Regions from separate parts of the Homo sapiens genome. Here region 2 is linked to region 1. The links are chromatin contacts, found by Hi-C or POLR2A ChIA-PET in ENCODE. All regions are on one chromosome and are shown on one strand. Each heading gives the region's core, a stretch centred on a gene start or an enhancer-like site at or near the end of the contact. The rest is flanking DNA. Distances are from core to core; before and after follow the strand shown.

Region 1 (7,919 bases), core at 3,618-6,117:
GGTCATCCTGTATGACAGCTCTAGGGGAGAATCCTTTCCTGCTTCTTCCCATGTCTGATGGCTTCTGGCACTCCTTGGCTTGTGCCAGCATCGCAGCAATCTCTGCCTCTGTCTTCACATGGCATTTTCCCTGTGTCTCTGCATTTAAGCTCCCCTCTCCTTTCTCTTTTCAAGGCATGGTCTTAGGATTTAGGGCCCACCCTAAATCCAGAACAATTTTATTGAGAGATCTTAACAAATTATACCTGCCAAGTCCCTATTTCCAAATAAGGTCACATTCTGAGTTTCTGAGTGGGCATGAATTCTGGGGGAACACTCTTCTTCCCACTACACTGGGGATCTTGGAACTGGAGAAGAGGGTTCTCTGGTGGCAGCTTGCAAAGACCAGGAAAGGATGTGCTCACAGCAGGGATGGGGCCCAGGAAACTCATCACATGCCGGTCATTTCCATCAGTCGTAACTATCTCTAGACTGCTCAAAATGCAGTATAGTATTTTGTTGGCTATTGTTGTTACATATGTGCTGGTTTGTTTTTATATTGGCTAAAAAAAAGCCTAAAACAAAGGGGACAGGCTTTAGGCCCTAGACCAACATTCATGCTTCCCACTCCTTAGACCTGCGTGGAGGCAGCAGGCATATCCTTGTGGCTCCTCGCAAAGGTAGGACAGGAGGATGAGCAGCCGAGGGAACAAGGAAGCACTTCAGAGAGAGCAGAACTGTGGGGGCCAGAGGGCGCAGGCTAGGACTGGGGATATTGGAGGATAGTGGTTTGTGTGGGCAGAGCTGTGAGGGGCTGAGCAGCTGTAGTGCAAGATTAGAGTGGAGGTGGGAAGGGGGAAACACCTTGTAGAAGAAAGATAGTGTCTGTTAGTTTGATGGCCATCATCTTGGGGACGTGGAAAACGGAGGCATTAGCAGGTGGGAGGATGTGGGAGGAGTTTCTTGTTAGTACCCTAGAGTTTGCAATCAGACCCAGGTGAATGAATTCTCCTCTGGAGGATAAAAGGCCATGTGAATTTTACCCTCTCAGTCCAGGGGACTTGACAGAGATGGAGAGAGCTTCAAGCTCCATCTGGTCCTCCCAACACCCTACTTGACCCAGGGCAGGTTCCTCTTCCCAAGTTTTTACAGCCATTTCCTTGTCTCTCTCAAACAACACCCCCAACATTCAGCACGCATGCACTGGGAAGTGAATCTCTTCTGCCTCTACCTGCCTTTTTCTCTAGAATCGAAGTGGATTCTTCTGGGCCAATTCTGGGCATCCTCTCCATTCTTCCTCAGGTAACACTGAGAAAAGATGAGTTCGATGTAGGGCAATAATATAACTTACTGTAAGAATTGAGATACCATTGAAAATGAAAGGGGCCCATTGGCCACATGGGATGCTGGAACAAGAGGAGTAAACCAGGAATGGTCACAAGGCCCCTCCAGTGGAGAGGCTCTGAGGGAGTTTCTGGGTGCAGCATTATTCCTGCAAAGGGAGGTACTAAAGGGACTCCACACCAACCTGGACTTGTTGACTGGTTCAAACCTCAGGGCTGACCTAAGCATCATCCTATGAAGAAACCATGTGGACAGAATATAGGGCAAGGCAGGGACAACAGCATCCAACACAGGTGACACCCAGTGCAGAGCAAAGCATGCTTACTTATTGAAAAGAGTTACAAGAAAAGCATCTCTGGAAGAATGTCTAGGGTACCCCAAGTTCTCGCTGAACTTAGCATGGAGTAGCTCTTAAAGAGAAGAACTTCACCTGTGACCTTTACAGATTTATTTGGGAAATTGGAAGAAAAAGGGGGTCATCCAAATGGTTGTGTAATAAAATAACTTCTTTGTGGGGGAAATGGGATTCCCGTGAGCATCCCAGAGCCCCAGTCACCATCACTTCCTGAGAGGAAGAATCTTCCCATCAGCACCAGTATCCATAGAGATTTTCCTACTACTAGGCTCATTGCTGGGCCACATAAGGTTGGGGAGTGGGGATGGTCGGGAGCTGCTGGGACAATCCAAGAGAAAAAGGCTTTTTCTCTCTCAAGGGAGTGATTTCATAATAAGAGTTTGAGATAAGGGCAATGGATCCTAATAGATATTAAAGTCTCCATTTCCGTCCCTGAGCCATTTCCTCATTTTTCTTCTGTAGTGGCCCAGAAAGGAGGGGTGGAGATAGACTGATATCAGCCCCTAACAGTCTGTGTGACACACAGCCCCAAATGTCCTATATAGGAGAATCTTTGTGAGGTTTCTCTGGTTATAAATGAATGTGGGAATGGAATATTGGTGCTTTGAGACCTCTGTTGAAGCTGCATAGTGAAAACAAAAATGAGTTTTTGCTTCTTCCTCAGGTAACACTGAGCAAAGATGTCTAGCCATATTTTCATTTAGGGGTGTTGGGAGATGCTGGTGGAGATCACGGGAATGGCTAAAACCCAGAGGTGAACTCAGCTTTGCCATGGACCCATGAGTGAATCCATTTTCTGCTTCTCTACTGACATCTCAGACTCATCACCAGGTTCACTTTTACCATGTCCTAGAAACTCCCCTATGCTATATAAGAAGACTCATAGTATAGAATGGCATGAAGCATGGCCAACAGTTTTAATCACAGTTCATTTCCATTGCTTGTGGCAAACTCCCATGGCTCCCAAAAAGCTGATTTCTGAGGCTTGGGACCCCATAACCTAAGACTACCCAACCCACCTAGACTCAAACACAACATATTCCCTGCCTTATTCTAGGGTTGAATGTTCTTTCCTCCTATCTGGAAGCCTTCCTTTTCTTGCTGTCTGTGTTTGTGAATTTGAAGTTCCTGGGTTCCTTAACATCCCTACATCTCTGCCTGTCCTTTTATTTTTTTTATTGTGGCAGAACTTATGAATCATCTCCCTCCAACAGACATGATATTTTCTATTCGCCATCCCCCTCTCCTATAGACTCAACTACATGCCTTTCTCTCCCATCTCTATCCATAGTCTTTATCTCTGCTGCTGGTGGACTCCTGAGAGGGCTTCTTGGGGAATATGGGGCCCCAAAAATGAGTGAATGGCTTCTGTAGGTCAGCAAAAAGGATCTGAAAATGAGCCTACACCTGTGACTATTTCCAAAGGATTTTTATCAGCTTGCTCTGCAACTGATCTCAACTGCCCTCTGTGAATATGAGCATTTAATCCACACAACATGTAAAGCTAATTCTCAGCTCCTTTTTGCCAACCTACAGTTGCTATTCACTTATCTCTGGGACCCTATAGTCCCCCCAAAAGCCCTCTCAGGTGTCTACATGCAACAGAGTGCCCATATTCTGGCAAGAACCCATAAATCTATGCGAGACAGAATCATTAGAAACTTTAAAACTTGAGTTTTTGGAATGGAAAAAAAGCATGTAGTGGATGGATGAAAACATTATCGTAGCAAAGAAGATGTTGTAATGCAGAGACCTGGGTTTAAGCCTTAGTTCTGTCATTTATCAACTATGTGACCCTGGGCAAGTGATCACCTCTGAGACTCAGTTTTCCTTGCTGTAAAATGAGCTCAATTACAAGCCCAACTTCATAAGATCGTTTTATCTCATTTAACCCACACAACATGTAAAGCTTTTAGAACAATATCAGTAAGTATTAGGTGTTATTATAACTACTACCAACCTGAAGATTTTTTTCAGGCAAAACATTTTCAGTTTTCTCAATTTTGTTATTATAGGGCACAGTTTTGAGCACGTCCTACTTTCCATAGCCCAATCACTCCCTTCTGAAAACATTAAAGTTTGTTTTTATCCCTCTATCTTTTAAAAAATGTGTTGTACAGGACCTGACCCAGCACCAGGTGGGTTCTGACCTACAAAGAGTAAAGGGGGAACTTTGCCTCCTCTTTCTCAACATCTTATACGTTAGTTGGTTCCATTAGGACAATTTATCTACTTTTTGTACGCTCACCATCCCGTTGACTCACAGAGCTCACTTTGACTCACCCCCTGGGTGTTTTTTCACATATCCTTCTTTCACATATTCCCCTTCCTGTGTTCATATAGATGGTTTTCTCTGTTTGGTGGGGGAGGAGGGAGAGAGAGAATGTTTATCATGTTTATTCAGCTTATCTCTCCAACCTATTAAGATTCTGCAGGATTCTAATTTTGTGATTCATTATATTTATCCTTCTATCCTCATGCCATCTCAGATATGATCATCTTGCCTGATTCATTACTATAAGAGTGATTCATGAAATTCATAGCAAGATCACAGCTCAACAGAGACCCCACATTCCCCAAGCCTTGTCTGAAGTCCAGGAGCTGCTAAAACACAGAGAATTAGCTTCTGGTCCTCCTCTGGCCCCAGCTGCATGGCTCTGAACAACTCATTTTTATTCTCTGGGCTTATATGTCCTCCTCTGTGATATGAGGACATTGGGTAAAGTGATCTCTAAGAATCTTCAAACTCTGCTCTTCAGATTCTCTGATTCAAAGCCTGCAGTCTCTGAAGTACCAAGAGAATGGGAACTCAGAGAAGCTAAGCTCTTCCTGGCCTCAAATCATACATATCTGTGACATAGTCTCAGACAGTCTGATGGTGGAAGAGGACAGCACTGGCACTGGAGTCCCACAGTTAGCAAGAGTCAACTGGAGCCCTGACACCTGTTCCCTGGCCCTCCTCCATCAAAAAGGTCTAGGGCCATGAATGACAAGAAAATTGTGTTAAAAAGGAGAGTGGCCCTGAATCAAAAGGTGGGAAGTAATGAGATGTAAATCGGGGTCTTTTAGGTAATAGCTGACAACTGGGGTAGGAATGGGGGTTCTGAGCCCAGTGCTGGCTGCCGGGCTGTTTATCTCTGAGTCACATCAGCACCAAGCCACAGCAGCCACCTGCCCTAGCTCCATCTCTTACAGTCACAACAGGATGTGGTTTGACATTTACTGGGTCCTGCATCTGGGGTGCCTGTGAAAGTTGCTCCCTCCACCCACCCACCTTCAGAGCATCATGAGAACCACACTCACCGCATCCGGCACCCAACCCCCTCCTATGCTGCTCTTTCTACCTGGGCCCCTGGTTAGCATCCTGGCAGTAGAAATAGAACTTCAGAGGGGAGGGGCAGGGTCTCTAGAGGGGAATCTAGGTATCCCAGATCCATGTGCAGGCCTCCCCTCCCCCAACACATCTTTACACCTGCTGGAGGTTATGCACAAGATCAAAGGCCACAGTGGGCACCATGAAGATAGTGGAGAATGAAAAACAGCTGCAATAACTGCTCTGACCCAGTTGGGATCCCTTCTGGTCCCACATCACTCAGGCAACTCTCTCTTCCCACCTGCCCCCCAAACTCCCTTCCACCTCCCTCCACATGTATCCTCCCACTTCCTTCCACTCATGTAATGAGAGGTGCTGATGAGTCACAGGAGAGGTAGCCCTAGATAACCAACAGACTGCAAAACGGACAGTCCCTGGATGTCTGAGCCAGTGTTTGTGCACTGCATTGACTGGCTCCTCGTAGTTTTTTCCTGTAGTTGCTAAAGCCTGTAAGGTCTGTGTGATGAATATTTTCTAACACATCTTAGAAGAACATAATGCAAGACAGAATGAAAAACTAGAGAGGCAGAAACCCCCAAAGTAAGTAGTGGGAAATTACCAGGTATATAATAGGTCAAGCCTGCTCTGCAGGAGCTCAAGGGATTGTAGCATTCTTATCCCAAACCACTGAATCCTGGGCAAAAATAAGAAGTCGCCTAATTTTAGTATTACCAGCTTCCCAACCCCGGGCATTCTTCATCTTACTCAAGCTGTCCAGAGGCCCCAGGGTGACTCCCTATAAGTCCCATGGGTGGCTGAGATCTATTTAGAGGCACAAGGGTATCTCCTTATAAGTCCCATGGGTGGCTGAGATCTATGAGAAGCATCTTGGGGAGAGTGCCTCTGGCCACCAGCATGTGGCCCTGAATCTTCCATGTGCAACTGGCCAGGGAAGGAGATATATGGAAATAGTCATCCTGCACATCTGCAAAATCAGATGCAAATCCTGGAAGCTCTCCTAGAAAAGAGACAGCCTCATCTGATTAAAGGGGCAAGTGAGTTTGATGAATTATTGGCAAGAGACAGCATGTCTGAACAGGATCGGTCATCCTAAACTGCTTTCCTTTGTCCCCTGGAATTATAATGACTGTGGATTTCTGAGTCCTAGATGGTATGGAAACAGTTATGGGAATGAACAGTCTTGCATGAATAAGAGCAGATAACATGGAGGATGTTAATTTGTTCTGCTGAATTTAGGTGGCTTTCAAGCCTCTCCTTCAATGCTCACCTGTCTCTAGGATGCTCTGTGCAATGATCAGGACTTTTTTTCTTCAGATTCTCTAAAACTTACAATATTCACATAGACCTGCACATTTCTACACAAACTGACTCTCCTGCTTGCAATGTCATTTTGCTTATATAACTATTAGCCTCCTAAAGAGCTAAACTTAGCTACAATTTTATGTCCTTTGTGAAGTTTTCCAGAATTTTTGCAGTATATTACAGGAAGGAAAAATCTGCCTCAAGTCTCTACTAATTCTACTTGACTAGTGGTGATTGCCTGAGACATTTCTCTATTAATGAGGATTCTGAAGCTGTATAAAGCCCCTACAGAATCAGCATCTGAATAGGCACAGCATAGGGTTCAAGTTTCATGGTTTTGCCATCCAAGCATGTTTAGCATTTTAAATATTAATATTTATTACATACTTGTAGTTTATGATTTGAAATTTTTTAACTAAGTCTTCCTCTTGGGTAAGTTGTAATGAAAATAATCTTGTAAGCTTAAGGAGCGGAAAATAATACCTGTTGAAAATTAGAGCTTGTAATAGGGCTTTATAAACACCATCTCATTTAATACACATAACAATTCAATGAGGCAAGTTTTATAGGTGGGGAAAAACTTGAAACTTAGTAAAATTAAATAACTAGGTCAAGTTCATAACAACTAGCAAATTTTTAGACTACAAAAATCAAGTGCTTTGACTAAATCATGCTATGACTGTGCCCAACACCATCTCGAGTACATTTTATTTTTCTTTTTAATCCTCAAAATGACTCACTGTGTCCAGCAAATAATAGCTGCTTAATACATAGGTGATCCTTAAAGTTCAGTAGGGACCCCTGGGCATTATTCCATATGTTCTTGATCACTCTGTGTCTACATCTCAGATTTTCCACTTCAGATTAAATGATACTAGAAATATGCACGTGTCTGGATTGATCTAGGTTAAATGATGCCCGGAATGGAGTATTTTAAGACATCTTGTGCCCCCTTGTGGAGGGGAAGGGACATTAGAAAGAAAATCTTTTTAAGAACAAGGACTAGGGAGGGATGGGGATGAGGAAGGAAGCTCAGTTGCCAAGGTAACCATCGAACCTCTTCCCAGCCATCCACATCAGCCTTTTCCTCTCCTTCATTTCCATCCAAGTGATTTCTCTTTTTTAGAGCTCAACCATTACACACACGGTCCTCTTCTTGCGTATCTCTTGGATCACCATCTGTCTGTCTTTGCTACAAAGGAAGGGCTACAAGATAGTACAACAGGACATTTTTTAAAACCTCAAACATCACCAAAATTTCTAAGTGCAAGCTTATTTTTATTTTTTTTTTTTTTGAGACAGAGTCTCGCTCTGTCACCCAGGCTAGAGTGCAGTGGCATGATCTTGGCTCACTGCAACCTCCACCTCCCAGGTTCAAGTGATTCTCTTGCCTCAGCCTCCCAAGTAGCTAGTATTACAGACGCCTGCCACCACGCCCGGTTAATTTTTGTACTTTTAGTAGAGACAGGTTTCACCATATTGGCCAGGCTGGTCTCAAACTCCTGACCTCAGGTGATCCTCCTGCCTCAGCCTCCCAAAGTGCTGGGATTACAGGCATGAGCTACCACGTCTGGCCTAAGTGCATGTTACCTATACTAACAAAAC
Region 2 (7,919 bases), core at 1,698-4,197, 440 kb after region 1:
CCTACAGTTCAAGTCTTCATTTAGGGTTACTTCCTCTGAGAAGCATTCCCTGATTCTTTCTCAACATCCTTAACACTCCTTCCCTCAACACACACACACACACGCACACACAAAACACACTTTGTATTGAATTTGCCAATTGATGTTTTGCCTTTTGACTCCCACATCAGATGGAGTGCTTATAACCCCAAGCACTCAGAACAGTGCATGAGGCAGAGGAGACACTCAATAGACACCAGTGCAGGTTTGCAACCAGGGTGATTTTGATGCCACCAGGAAACACTTGGCAATTTTGTCACCTTAAAAGTTCCCTCATGCCAATGTTCAGTCAATCCCCACTCTCACTGCCAGCCTTAGGAGAAACCACTGATTTGCTTCCTGTCTATTCTGAAAATGTTATGCAAATGAAATTGTATAACACATAGTACTTTGCATCCATCTTCTTTCATTTAGCATAATATTTGGTGGTCACACCTGGGCACCTAGTGGCATCCAGTGGGTAGAGGCCAGAAATGTTACAAAAACATTTTTACAATAAACACAACAGCCCCCACAACCAATAATTATCCATTCCAATGTGTCAATATGCTGAGGTTAAGAAATCCTGCACTAGTGAAATGAATAAACGTGTGAATTAATGAACAAATGAATCCTCTTTTCTGACATGAATTTAAGGATTGTTCTCACTATCCTTTCAAATTCTTTTAAAAAAAGAAGAGTCTCTGAAAATATTTCCATATCCCTTCCCTTCCCACATTTCAACTTTGTTTCTCTAACAACTGTGTTTTCAAAGAACGGCTCAGAATGGGAGAAATACCAGGATTATTGCACTGGGGACACCGATGTTCTGCACAGGCTCCCTTAGACATAAACCCAAGCAGGTGAGGTGCTGCCAGCAGCCTTCAGCTGTCAGCCCTGAGCTGAAGAGTCACCTCAGCCAAGGTCAGGGCCCCTTCCCAGGGCAGCGCATAACCTGAGACTAGCTCATAAGGGGATGTAAAGTCCCAGCCAACTCACCGGAACTCAGTACAATCTCAGAATTCCTTGTAGAACTGACAGGGTCCTTTGCTGAGACAGCATCACAGCACCACAGCCAACCTTTCCCTCTGCCTGACTCTCTCATTTTCTTCCCTTCTCTTCCCATCCCATCACTTCCTCTCCACAGGTGTTGATCATAAAATCAATCCCTGATAAAGCTCCTCCACTGTAATCTTCAGGAGGCTGCCTCCCAAATGTGACAATGTGAAACAATGACTCTGGCTTCTCAAGTTTATATTGGAGCACAAAAACTTTTAATGTACAAAAATATATATTTATAAGATAATCTATCATGACAGACACCAGATCAGTGGGGATGGAGGGCAGGGAGAAATGGAGGAAGGGATTGCAAAGGGTCGTAAGAAAATTTGGAAGGAGGGTGACATAAATGTTCATTATCTTGATTGTGATGGCAAGTTAACAGGGATATACACATGTCAAAACTTACCAAGGCATATACTTTAAATATGTGCAGTTTATTATGTGTCAGTTAAACTTCAATAAAGCTGAAGAAAGAAAGAAGGAAGGAAAGAAGGAAGGAAAGAAAGAAAAAGAAAGAAAGAAAGAAAAAGAAAGAAAGAAAGAAAGAAAGAAAAAGAAAGAGAGAGAAAAGAAGAAGGAGGAAGGAGGGAGGGAGAGGGAGGGAGGAAGAGGGAGGGAGGAAGGAAGGAAGGAAGGAAGGAAAAGACATTAGAGTCTGAGAAATTAGGAGAAATTACACGATATGTAATGCAGCTATTTTTATTTTTTCATTTTCTTTTGTTTTTGTCCATCTGAATACATATTTTATAAGGATATAATTACAGTATATATTAGTTGTTCTCAGCTTCAATATTGTCACACTGATATGTCCCGATGAATCATGAGATGTTCTACCTAAACTTATTAATCATATTTAAAGTACCCCAGTTTGCTAAGGTTTATCTCTTTTAATATAGCATAGCACACCCAAGATTAGAATTATAATAATGTCAATTTCACTCTCTTACATTTGGTATGTTTTCCTAAGTGAGAAAGCTAGCACACAGAGTTTCATATAACCATTGATAAATCCTTAGGAAAATGTCAAGTGCTGAGAACCAGTAATATAAATACTCAGTACTCAGTGGTATCTTGGCAAATATTGTATCTTAACACTCTGTCACAGATGTTGCCATATGGCCTTCATAATTGACATTTTCCTTAAATCCAGGTAAAATATACAAATGGTAAAAGAAAATCACATAAATAATAACAGCCTCCTTCTAATTCCCTCCCACTTCTGCCAGTATAATTTCCTAAGGGCAACTTTCTTCCTTTCTTCATTGCTTTTTTTCCCTCCTTCCTCCCTTCATCTTTCCCTACACCCATTCCTCCCTCCTTCTTTCCTTCGTATCTGTGCTTCTTTCTGGGTAGATAATTTACTTACATGGGTCAAAAATTTAATGAGTTTTAAATGTCATATACAACAAAAACTCTCCCTCATACCCTGGTACTCACTTACCTATGTTTCCTCCTCAAAAGCAACAATTTTGTCAGTTCTTTGTCACTCCATTAAGCAATATCAGGAAGTATATACATGCATGTGTATTTCACACATTTACAGAATATTTCCAACTTTTAAGATAATAATATGCATCATTTTACATCTTGCTTTTTTCACTTATTAATATATGGAATATCATTAAATAGTAATAGAAAAGAGCTTCCAAATTCTTTTTAAAGATGCAAGATATTCTAAATATTGATGTATTGAATTACTCCCATAACAATGAACATTAGGTGCTTTCCAATCTGTTGCTATTACAAAAAGTGTTGTAATTTATAACTTCATAGGAAGGGAAGTTCATGCCCCCACATATTTGCAGAGCAGAGCATTTGGCTGCACCCAACTCTTGTGGTCAAGCAATGACCCTTCCCTGCTTCACAGCCCAACCTGAGGTTCTTCCAGGCCTGGGGAGGGAGGAAAGCTTGAAACTGTGCATATCTGTAGAGCATAGCCTCTGGCTTTGCCCATCCCAAGTGGGCAAGCAGTGACCTCAGAGACTCATCCAGCCCTAAGGCTAAGGCCCAGCCTGTAGCCCTGTCCAGCCAGATTCCAAACAGCATACCACTAACCTATGAAAAAGAGCCTGCAAATCTGCTCAATCAGACATGATTGCAGAGCCTAGCCACAAGTTCTACCTAAACACAAAGCCCAGCCAGTGCTCTTACTAGAGTACAGAGTACAGCCAGCAGCTCCAGCTGACCTTTGAGCTTAGGCAGCAGCTCAGCCCAACTAAAGAACCCAAGAGCAAGGTCTGCCTGCATAGGGTCACTACCAGCTGACCCGTTCAGAAACACAGGCCAGGCTAAATAGCGAAGCTCCATCCCCAGTGCAGAACACCAGCAAAAACCAGACAAGGTAGGTGATTCCTCAAATGTGCAGACACTGACACAAAGACACAGAATTACAAAAAAACAGAGAAATATGACACCACCAAAGAAATTAATAATGCTCCAATAATGGACCCTAAAAAAATGAAGAACTATAAAATTTCAAATAGCAGTACCACTCATTTAGGAAACAGACCCTAGATGACTGATAAAAACTTCAGAAAAAAATCCTCTTCAAGAAGCTCAGGGAACTACAAGAAAACATGAATAGAAAATTAAATAAAATTTAAAATACAATGCACAAACAAAACAAAAAGTTTGGCAAAGAAATAAAAACAATAAAAATAGAAATTTTAGAGAAAAAGAATATAATAAATGAGCTGAAAAATTCAATAAAACTCTTCAATGGCAGACTCAATCAAGCAGAAGAAGGAATCAGTGAGGTTGAAGATGGTACATTTGAAATTACTCAGGGAAGAAAGAAAAGAGAATAAAATGAAGACAGAAAGCCTATGGGAATTATAGGATATCATCAAGATAACTAAATTTACATAATAAAAGTGGCACTGGGAGGATCGCTTGAGGCAAGGAGTTCAAAACCAGCCTGGGCAACACAGCAAGATCTCCATCTCTACAAAAATAAAATTAGCCAGGCATGGTGGCACACATCTGTAGTCCCAGCTATTCCAGAAGCTGAGCTTGAGCCAAGGTGTTCGAGGTTATGGTGAGCTACGATCATGTCACTGCACTCCAGCCTGGATAACAGAGAGAGATCTTGCCTCAAATAAATAAATAAGTAAAAATAGAAGTGGCAGAAAGTGGAGAAAGAGAGAAAGTGCCAGAAAGCACTTTTTAAAAAATGGTTGAAAACTTCCCAAATCTAGGGAAAGATGTCAATACCCAGGTACAGGGAGCTCAGAGGTCTCCAACAAAATTCAACTCAAAGAGGTGTTCAACAAGACATATCATAATCAAACTGTCAAAATTAAAGACAGAAAGAACTCTGAAAGCAGAAAGAGATAAGGAAATATCACATCTTAAGGAATCTCAATGTGACTAGCAGTGGATGTCTCAGCAAAAACCCTGCAGATAAGGACAGAGTGGGATAATATACTCAAAGTGCTGAAGGAAAACAGTGCCAAACAAGAATATATCCAGAAGAAGTCCCTCTGAAATAAGGAAGAATAAAAACTTCACCAGACAAACAAAATTTAAGGGTGTTCATCATTACTAGTCCTGCCTAGTAATCATGCAGGAATTGCTAAAAAAGAGTTCTTTAAGCTGAAATAAAAGGTATTTAATTAATAACAAAGCATATGAAAATATAAAACTCAATGGGCATATTCAGGATAATCTACTACTCTAATGGTGGTGTATAAAGCAATTTTATCTCTACTATGAGGGTTAAAAGATAAAAGTATTAAAAACAACTATAGCTGCAATAAATCGTTAAGGGATACAAATTACAGAAAGACGTAAAATTTTATATCAATATTATAAGAGGTGGTTGGGGTAAAAGTGTAGAATTTTTGTATGTGAATAGAGTTAAGTTGTTATCTGTTTAAAATAGCCTATTATAAGTATAAGATGTTTCATGTAAGCCTCATGGTAACTACAAAGCAAAAACAAAAACCTATAGTAGTTGCACAAAACATAAAAAGAAATAATTTGAAGCATATCACTACAGGAAACCACCAAACCACAAAAAAAAATAGCAAGGCATGAAAAAAGAAAAATGACAAAAGAAAACAAGTTACAACATAGCAGTAGGAAGTCCACACCTATTAAATAATTACCTTAAATAAAAATGAATTAAATTATCCAATCAAAAGAAAGTAACTGAGTGGATTTAAAAAAAAATGTAGCCTACAAGAGGCTCACATTATTAGTAAAAACACACAAAGACTGAAAGCAAAGGGATGAAAAAAGATATTCCATGCAAATGGAAGCCAAAAGAGAGCAGTAGTAGCTATACTGATAGCAGACCTAATAGACTAAGTCAAAAACTGTAAAAAAAAAAAAAAAAAAAAAAAGACAAAGAAGGTCATTATACAATAATAGGGGGTTCAATTCATGAAGAGGACAAAACAAGTGTAAATACATATGCTCCCAACATTAGAACATCTAAATATAAAAAGCAACTATTAAATGATCTGAATGCAGGCTGGGTGTGGTGGCTCACGTCTATAATTCCAACACTTTGGGAGGCTGAGGCAGGAGGATTCCTTGAGCCCAGGAGTTTGAAACTAGCCTGGACAACATAGTGAGACCTCATCTCTACAAAACATAAACAAAATTAGCCAGGCATGGCAGTGCACATCTGTAGGCCCAGCTACTCAGGAGGTGGGAAGATCATTTGAGCCCAGAAGGTCGAGGCTGCAGTGAGCCAAGATCACACCATTGCACTCCAGCCTGGGTGACAAAACAAGACGCTATCTCAAATAAATAAATAAATAATCTGAAGGGAAAGATAGACTGCAATATAATAATAGTAGGAAACTTCAACACTCCATTTTGAACAATGGACAGATCATCTAGACAGAAAATCAGTAAGATAACATTGGCTTTGAATTACAAGTTAGGCTAAATGGAACTAATGCACATATACAAAACATTTCATCCAACAGCAACAAAATATACATTCTTCTCAAGTGCACACAGAACATTATCTAAGATGGCTCTAAATGTTAGGCCACTGATATGGTTTGGGTCTGTGTCCCTGCCCAAATCTCATGTCAAATTGTAATAATCCCCAGTGTCGGAGGTGGGGTCTGGTGGGAGGTGATTGGATCACGGTGGTGGATTTCCCCCTGGAGCTGTTCTTGTGGTAGTGAGTTATCATGAGATCTGGTTGTTTAGAAGTGTTTAGTACCTCCCCCTTCTCTCTTCCTCCTGCTCTAGCCACATAAGATGTGCCTGCTTCCCCTTCACCTTCTGCCATGATTTTAAGTTTCCTGCCATGCTTCCTATACAGCCTGTGGAACTGGGAGCCAATTAAACCTCTTTTCTTTATAAATTACCCAGTCTTAGGTATTTCTTTATAGCAGTGTGAGAACTGACTTATATAGCCACAAAATGAGGCTTAACAAATTCAAGAGGATTAAAATCATAACAAGTATATTTTATGATTACAGTAGTATGATACTAGAAATCAGTAACAGGAGAAATCTTCAAAAATTCACACATATATGAAAACTAAAGAGCACACTCTGAACAATCATTAGATCAAAGAAGAAATCAAAAGGAAATTGAAAAATATTCTGAGACAAATAAAATTGAAGCACAACATATCAAAACTCATGGGATGTGGCAAAAGCAGTTCTAAGAGGAAACTTTATAGCAATAAACACCTATATCAAAAAGGAAGAAAGAGCTCAAATGAGCGATCTAATATTATACCTAACAAACTAGAAAAGGAACAAACTAAGCCCAAAGTAAGCAGAAAAAAGGAAATAACAAACAGCAGAGTGGAAATAAATAAAATAGTAATTAGAAAAACAATAGATAAAATCAACAAAATTGGCCAGGCATGGTGGCTCACACCTGTAACCCCAGCACTTTGGGAGGCCGAGGCAGGAAGATTGCCTGAGTGCAGGAGTCTGAGACCAACCTGGGCAACATGGCAAAACTCCAACTCTACCAAAAAAAAAAAAAAAAAAATACAAAAATTAGCCAGGCATGGCCATAAGTGCCTACAGCCCTAACAACTTGGGAGGCTGAGGCGGGAGGATCACTTGGGCCCAGGAGGTCGAGACTGCAGTTATCTAAGATTGTACCATTGCACTCCAGCCTGAGTGACAGAGCAAGACCCTGTCTCTAAAAAATAAAATAAGTTAAGATAAAATAAAATAAACAAAACAGTTGGGTCTTTTTGAAAATATAAACAAAAGTGAAAAAAACCTTAGCCAGACTAGGGAAAAAAGAGACTACTCAAATAAAATCAGAAATGAAAGAGGAAACATAACAAATAGTACAGAATACAAAGGATCATAAGAAACTACTAAGAACAATTATATTCTAACAAATAGGATAACAGAAAAAAATGGATTAATTCTAGACATATGCAACCTACTAAGACTGAATCATGAATAAATAGAAAATCTCAGTATACTAAGAACGAGTAAGATGTTTGAGTTGGTAATAGAAAGTCTTTCATCAAAAAAAGCCCAGGACCAGATGGCTTCACAGCTGAATTCTAGCAAACATATAAAAAACTAATACTGTATTAGTCCATTCATGTTGCTATTAAGGAATACCTAAGACTGGGTAATTTATGAAGAAAAGTGGTTTATTTGGCTCACAGTTCTACAGTCTGTACAGAAAGCACAATGTCAGCATCTGTTTCTGGTAGGGTCTCAGGAAGCTTACAATCATGGTAGAAGGCAAAGGGGAGTCAGCACGTCACATGGCGAGAGAGGGAGCAAGCAAGATGCCAGGTCCTTTTAAACAATCTGCTCTTGTGTGGACTCACACAGCAAGAATTCACTCATCACCAAGGAGATAGCACTAAGCCACCCTATTCATGA

Evidence for each region. A loop is a pair of places that touch in the nucleus more often than their neighbours do. ChIA-PET counts read pairs that join two places held with the same protein, here RNA polymerase II (POLR2A). Pooled maps may share reads with other maps.
Region 2: a loop to region 1 is called in a map of naive thymus-derived CD4-positive, alpha-beta T cell, with 8 times the contacts of the local background. The contact joins two enhancer-like sites. A Hi-C loop is called at or near these places in 3 of 168 maps with a recorded cell type or tissue (CD8-positive, alpha-beta T cell and naive thymus-derived CD4-positive, alpha-beta T cell), 2 of 37 single-sample maps with no recorded cell type and 10 of 50 pooled maps. POLR2A ChIA-PET finds 5 or more read pairs at or near these places in 8 of 52 experiments (CD4-positive, alpha-beta T cell, CD4-positive, alpha-beta memory T cell, Caco-2 and 4 more).

The regions. Positions count from the first base shown.
Region 1 is chr7:142,804,069-142,811,987 of GRCh38, forward strand. It overlaps TRB. Among named protein-coding and RNA genes, the nearest start is that of PRSS2, 37 kb to the left of the region's middle. RefSeq lists cis regulatory regions at 635-1,036, 4,642-5,533 and an enhancer at 4,321-5,520. Within about 2 kb of position 4,868, at least 10 of the 41 ENCODE cell types and tissues checked have a DNase peak (open chromatin) inside an H3K27ac peak, as active enhancers do.
Region 2 is chr7:143,245,969-143,253,887 of GRCh38, forward strand. The region is part of intron 2 of LOC105375546 (a long non-coding RNA gene); the gene reads left to right. Among named protein-coding and RNA genes, the nearest start is that of GSTK1, 14 kb to the right of the region's middle. RefSeq lists a silencer at 933-1,109. Within about 2 kb of position 2,948, at least 3 of the 41 ENCODE cell types and tissues checked have a DNase peak (open chromatin) inside an H3K27ac peak, as active enhancers do.